2 separate regions of the Mus musculus genome follow, and region 1 is linked to region 2. Evidence: chromatin loops called from intact Hi-C (ENCODE). Cell type or tissue: heart. All regions are shown on one strand. Each heading gives the region's core, and the rest is flanking DNA. Links, peaks and the distances in the headings are about the cores only.

Region 1 (2,906 bases), core at 294-2,793, 350 kb after region 2:
TGCCTCCCTGTGTGATCAAAGGTGTGCGCCACTGCCCAGTTGAGATTAACATTTTTGACAACACAGTTTATTTCACAAGACACTTAAATTTCTGTCTTCTGAGAAGTCCACAGATCTAGCATCAGAAGGCTATAGGCCCACTTGGAAACAGTGGTTACAAAATAGCCTTTTCTTTTCATGACTTTTTCTTTTCCTTTATTACTGTTTCTTCATTCTGTTCCTCATATTGTGAACATGAACAATGAAGACGATTTTATTCAAGGCAAAAGCCTGGTATAGTATATGTCCCTGTGAAAGCAAAGAACATTCTCATGTATTTAGTATGTGAATAAAGTTACAAGGCCACTGTGTTTGACCCTTGTAGGTAAGTGAGTTTGACCTTGCCTTATATGTAAGGAACCAGGACACTACAGGAGGACAGTGAAGACCATTTTCTCAAGGACCAGTGAGAAGCACAGTGGGAAAGGGAGGGGCTCGCTGTGGGATAGGCCAGAACATGGGAAGGAAACAGGCTAAGAGAACCCTTTGCTATGAAGGACTGAAGGCTCTGCCGTCAGGAGGAAGTGCTTTCAAACAACCTAATGGCTGGAGAGAACACCATGGTCCTTAGAATTATCTCCTGAGGGCTAACAAGGAAGTGCAGGAACTTCCAGTGGGATGGTGTCTGATTCACACAACAATTCTAACTGCTTCAAAATATCAAAATCTCTCTCTCTGTCTCTGTCTGTCTCTGTCTCTGTCTCTCTGTCTCTCTCTCTCTTAGTCTGTGGACTTTTAGGAAGAGGAAAGGAGGAAGGAAAAGAGGTATAGGGAGAAAAATCAACAAGAACAAAGTATATATTGAAACCCAGCACTTTGTGTGTTAATAAAAACATTAAAAAATGTTGGTTTAAACTGTATGTACATTTACCAAAAAGATTATACTAGAATATTCCTAAGACAATGTCATAGGGACAGCATAACTATTCACATCACCCATGCATGTTACAAAGGAAATGAATTGTTGGTAGCGATGCGGTAAAGGTAAACTATTGGACAGCCAGCAGAATGGAGCCTCCCTAGCTTCACGCAGTGATAGGGGTCAGAGTCTCTCTCTCTCTCTCTCTCTCTCTCTCTCTCTCTCTCTCTCTCTCTCCCTCACATGCCCCCAGAGGCCTCTTTCCTTCTCTTTCTGTCTTTTTCTGTCTCCCTTTCCCTGCTTCTACCCCTTTCCACGTTCCTGCTCTGCTCCTTGGCTCCCTTCCCCCAGTAAACTTCTTTTTGTCCTAGGCCTGTCTTTCAGGGGACCCCTTGGCAGGGCTCACTGAGGTGTTTCTCCTGCATTGTTATGTAATTATTATGTGTTTTATAAAACACAAAGGGTGAATACATAAAAAGAGTGTTTTGCATTCTCAGGACTCAATAACCACTTTACAACTCTTGATAAGAGTGTTAACTGGGCTGGAGAGATGACTCAGCAGCTAACAGTACTGTGTGCTCTTCCAGAGGTCCTGAATTCAATTCCCAGCAAGCACATGGTGGTTTACAACCATCTGTAATGGGATCCGATGCCCTCTTCTGGTGTGTCTGCAGACAGCAACAGTGTACTCACATATATAAAATAAATAAGTCTTAAAAAAAAAACAAAAGTGTTAACAACTCACTCTTAATGCTTTTTTTATTTTAAAAAGTTCTTCCTGGGCTGGAGAGATGGCTCACTGACTGCTCTTCCGAAAGTCCTGAGTTCAATTCCCAGCAACCACATGGTGGTTCATGACCATCTGTAATGAGATCTGACGCCCTCTTCTGGGGAGCCTGAAGACAGCAACAGTGTACTTACATATAATAAATAAATAAATCTTAAAAAAAAAATGTTCTTCCTGCTCTTTTCTGCTCATCTCTCTTTTCTTTCACAACTTGGAACACATCTTGTTAAATCCAGTGGGCGCTTTTCTTCACTTTCTATGTGTTGGGCAGAGTTGACTACTTTATTATTTTGGAGCCACTTCTTTTCAGCTTCCGCAGCACCAAACTCTCCTGTTTTCCCTCCTTTCTTACAGGCAGGTCTTTCTCCTTTCTCTTTCTTCCAAGTGTTGGTTCTTCCCAGAGCATTCTCTCTCTCTCTCTCTCTCTCTCTCTCTCTCTCTCTCTCTCTCTCCATGCCTATCGAGGCTTCCCCTCCCTCCTCTCTTTCTAATCCCACCCTCTCACCTCCCCTCCCCTCACTCTCTTCCCTTCCCTTCAGAGAAGGGGGTCCTCCCATGGATGTCAACCCCACCTTGGCATATCAAGTTGCAGTAGGACTAGGCACATCTCCTACTGAGGCTGGGCAAGGCAGCCTGCTTAGGGGAAAGGGATCCAAAGGCAGGCAATGTTGTCAGAGACAGCCCCTGTTCTTGCTCTTAGGGGACCCACACAAAGCGAGCTGCACATCTGTGTCATATGTGTAGGGGGTCTAGGCTTTAAACTACACTTATATGCTGAAAATGTTCATTTTTATCTTGAGAAAAGCTCAAGGCTTGTATATCCATCTGACATATGACCAATATGTAATTCTTAATCCTCACTGCCCTCCACCCCACAAAATTATTTGCCCTATGCTGTCTCATCAGTGACTCCCTTTATGCTTGCTGCAAAGCATATCTTTGTCTTACCCATTGCCTCTTTATGGAGGCACACTCCTTTCTAGCTTCACAATTGCCTTTCATTGTCCTAGTTGTGCGATCAGAACTGTTCAAGTTACACGCCCCCTCCTTTGATAGACAGCCTGCTGTCAACAGACATGGAGATCTCTCCATTGGAGTACAGGGTGTCCTGAAAGGGATTCTCAAGACTGGACAAAGAGGAAAGGCCTTATCTTTTTCTGTTCTGTTTTCCTCCCTTCATGTGATAGAGAACAGATCAGCCCACAGCCGGCCTTGATGAAA
Region 2 (2,906 bases), core at 169-2,668:
GCAAGAGCCTGTCTCAAGAACCAAAGCCTGGCCAGGTATGGCTAGGTGGCCATACCTATAATCTGAGCTCTCAGGGAGCAGAGGTTCAGAACTTCCAGGTCAGTCCAGGCTCCAGGATTTTCTGTTCCGGGAATAAAACAAACCCAGCCAAACCAAAACAACAACAAACAAACAATCAAACACCCACGGGGAAAAAAAAGAAACCAAAACAAAGCCCAAACAAGCCCAACAGCCACCCAGTAATTGTTTCTTGTGAGATGTGGAAGTAATTTGTTTGTTTGTTTTAAATCGATGTTGGTGAGTTTACAGTGAAGAAAGGACAGTCTGGGCATGGGGCCCATGCCTTTAATTCCTTCACTTGGAAGACAGAGACAGATGGAACTCTTGTGAGTTCAAAGCCAGCCTGGTCTACAGAAGAATTTCTAGGATAGCCAAGGGTATATAATAGAGAGACCCTGTCTCAAAAACAGAACAAAAAAAAAAAAAAAAAAAAAAAAAGAAAGGACAGAACAACAAATTCTCTGCTTTCACAGACAAAGCAGGAAGCAGAAGGAGAGCGGGGAGCATTTTATGGTGTTGACTTGAGGACAGTTTTAATGTGAAAATTAGAATATAAATTTAATACTATATAGTATTAGAATTCCGTTTCTTTCGGTTCTCCAGAATTTGGCTAAACCGAATTATGTCGAAGATGTGTGCACACACACCCCACAACACAGGGTACTGGAAAGGGGTGGGATGCAAAACAGATACAAGAGGAAGAGTCCAGAGCTTAAGAGAAACGCCATCATACACACACACACAGACACAGACACACACACACAGACACACACACAGACACACACACACAGACACACACACACACACACACACACACACACACACACACACACACACACACACAAGCGCGAGTGAGGCTGGGGAGAGGTAGCATATAAGAAAAAAGATGCTAGAGTCGAGGAAGAGTCCAGACCTCAGAAAGTGACAAGCTCAGAGGCAGCGCGAGACTCCATAGGAGTGAGCTTACGGGAACCGCCTGGCCTCTTGCCTGCCAGCACCAAAGGCACTGTGGCCACAGGCCAGGCGGGTGGCCCGGGAGGAGGTGGGACAAGTTTCTCCACTCGGGGCGCGACAGCGCTCGAGACACGGGCGGGGCGCGTCGCCCGCTCCCGACAGGGCGTTGGGGCCGGTGACTCAGAGCTTTCCTCCCGGCCCCGCCCTCAGACGACCACGCCCCACCTCGTTAGCCACGCCCCGCCCCGTTGGCCACGCCCCATGAGGAGGAGCCTCGCCTTCATCTCCGCCCCAGTCTCGGGGCGGGCCGGAGTCTGAGGAAGAGGAAGGGGACGAGGACAACGAGCGACGGGCGGCGGAGGACGCGGAGGAGGAAGGGGAGGCCGACCAACAAGATGGCCCCTGCTGCAGGAGCAGCCTCAGCAGCAGCAGGTGGGGGGCTGGAGGCGGCGCTGGCGGTGGCGGCTACGGCCGTGGTCCGGCGGCCTGGGACAGAGTCAGAGTCGATGGTGGCAGCGGCGGCGGCGGCGGCTGCCGCGACGGTGGCGACGGCCGCAGGGACTCGGAGCTGAGAGGAGCTGCTGCTCGGACCAGAGCGGTGAGCAAGTGGCGGTCGGCAGTGTGGGGAGCGGGGCGGCCGCGGCCGAGAACAATAGGCAGCGACTGCGGGGATGGGGCTGTCCTCACCCGCCCTGCGCTCGGGACCGGCCCCAGGGCTTGTCAGTGGCCGGCGTCCTTTAGGCCTCAGGCCTCCGCGTGCCTCCCGGAGGGCCTGCCGGGGTAGGTAGGCCGAGGGGCGGTGCGGACGCCGCCCTGGACGCCGGGAAGGCTGGGGAGGCTGGGGCGGGAGCGGGGGGTTGGGGGGGTCCGAGGCTGACTGGTTCCGAGGTCCCTCGGAGGACAGCGGGCGGGCGGTGAGTTTGCTCGCAGGAAATGTTGTTTGGACCCCTGTCTGTGCGGTGGGGGAGGGAGTAGGCGCCTGTAAACAGCCGCCGCTCCTGCCTAGCTGCCAGGCGTGGCTGCTCCCTCCCCAGCCCCCTTCCTCCCTTGGCCAAGTGGGTTTTAGGGTGTCGGTTTCCCAGGAGTTCCTGGAGATAAACCCTATTGGCCAAGACGAAACCATGTGCAGGTGCCTTTTTCAAAAAGACTATAAGTGTACAACAACAAAAACACACAAAATGTGGTTGTTGGTAAAGGATGGAGTAGTAAGGGGTGGACCTTTCCTAACAAGGTTCTAAACATCAGGTCTCTGTAAACACCACGGTACTCACATCCCAGGTCCGAGGGAGCTAGCCGAAACAAGGGCTCTTTTTGAAGCAGCAATAATGTAACTCTTGACATCCCAGAATAGTCCGTGAAACTGGAAACAAAGCCACTTATTGGCAGCACGGAGACAGATTGTTAAGGTTTGAGCGGAACTTTTCTAACTAGCCATTTTGAATTGTGTACAGCAGAGGCGATATCATTAACCTCTTTGGTATCTGCTGGAAGCACTTAGGACAGAGAAGTGGTTCATCTGTCTCCCTTAGGAGTTCATGTGTCTGTCTCATATTCTAATCATTTTTTTTCCAGTTTGTCCCAAAATTTGGAGAAGATTCTTTTTTCTCTGTTTGAAATTTCATATTTAAAGCCTACTTTCTAAGATTTCCAATACTTTTAGCCTGCCGTTATGCTTGCCTGTGAATCCTAGCACTCAGGAGGCTGAGGCAGAGTATCCTGATTTGACAAGACTTGTATCAAAAAACTAATTCAGCCAACAAAATGCCAGACAATAGAAACTTTTACTGATAGTTTTCAAAAAACAAAAACCAGTTGTGGTTCTGTTTTAAGTGGCTAGGCTTAGGATGAGACACCTCATTTTATGTTAGTATGCTATACTGCAATAATATCTT

What was found. A loop is a pair of places that touch in the nucleus more often than their neighbours do. Peaks named below come from ENCODE experiments on the same cell type or tissue, not always from the same donor. Only the 100,000 strongest peaks of a DNase experiment are listed, where the experiment ranks them.
Region 1: a loop joins it to region 2, with 5 times the contacts of the local background. A loop is called at or near these places in 1 of 42 quality-filtered maps.

What each region holds. Positions count from the first base shown.
Region 1 is chr1:161,253,112-161,256,017 of GRCm38, forward strand. No RefSeq gene overlaps it. Among named protein-coding and RNA genes, the nearest start is that of Prdx6, 3.4 kb to the left of the region's middle. In heart, for the core only: a CTCF peak has its summit at 1,744 (motif pointing left); no DNase peak of the experiment used is centred there; H3K27ac peaks cover 710 bases.
Region 2 is chr1:160,905,088-160,907,993 of GRCm38, forward strand. It overlaps Rc3h1 (RING CCCH (C3H) domains 1), which reads left to right and starts at 1,324. Exons shown (of 20, transcript NM_001024952.2): 1 at 1,324-1,612. In heart, for the core only: a CTCF peak has its summit at 1,120; DNase peaks (open chromatin) are centred at 1,244 and 1,994; H3K4me3 peaks cover 2,024 bases; H3K27ac peaks cover 1,999 bases.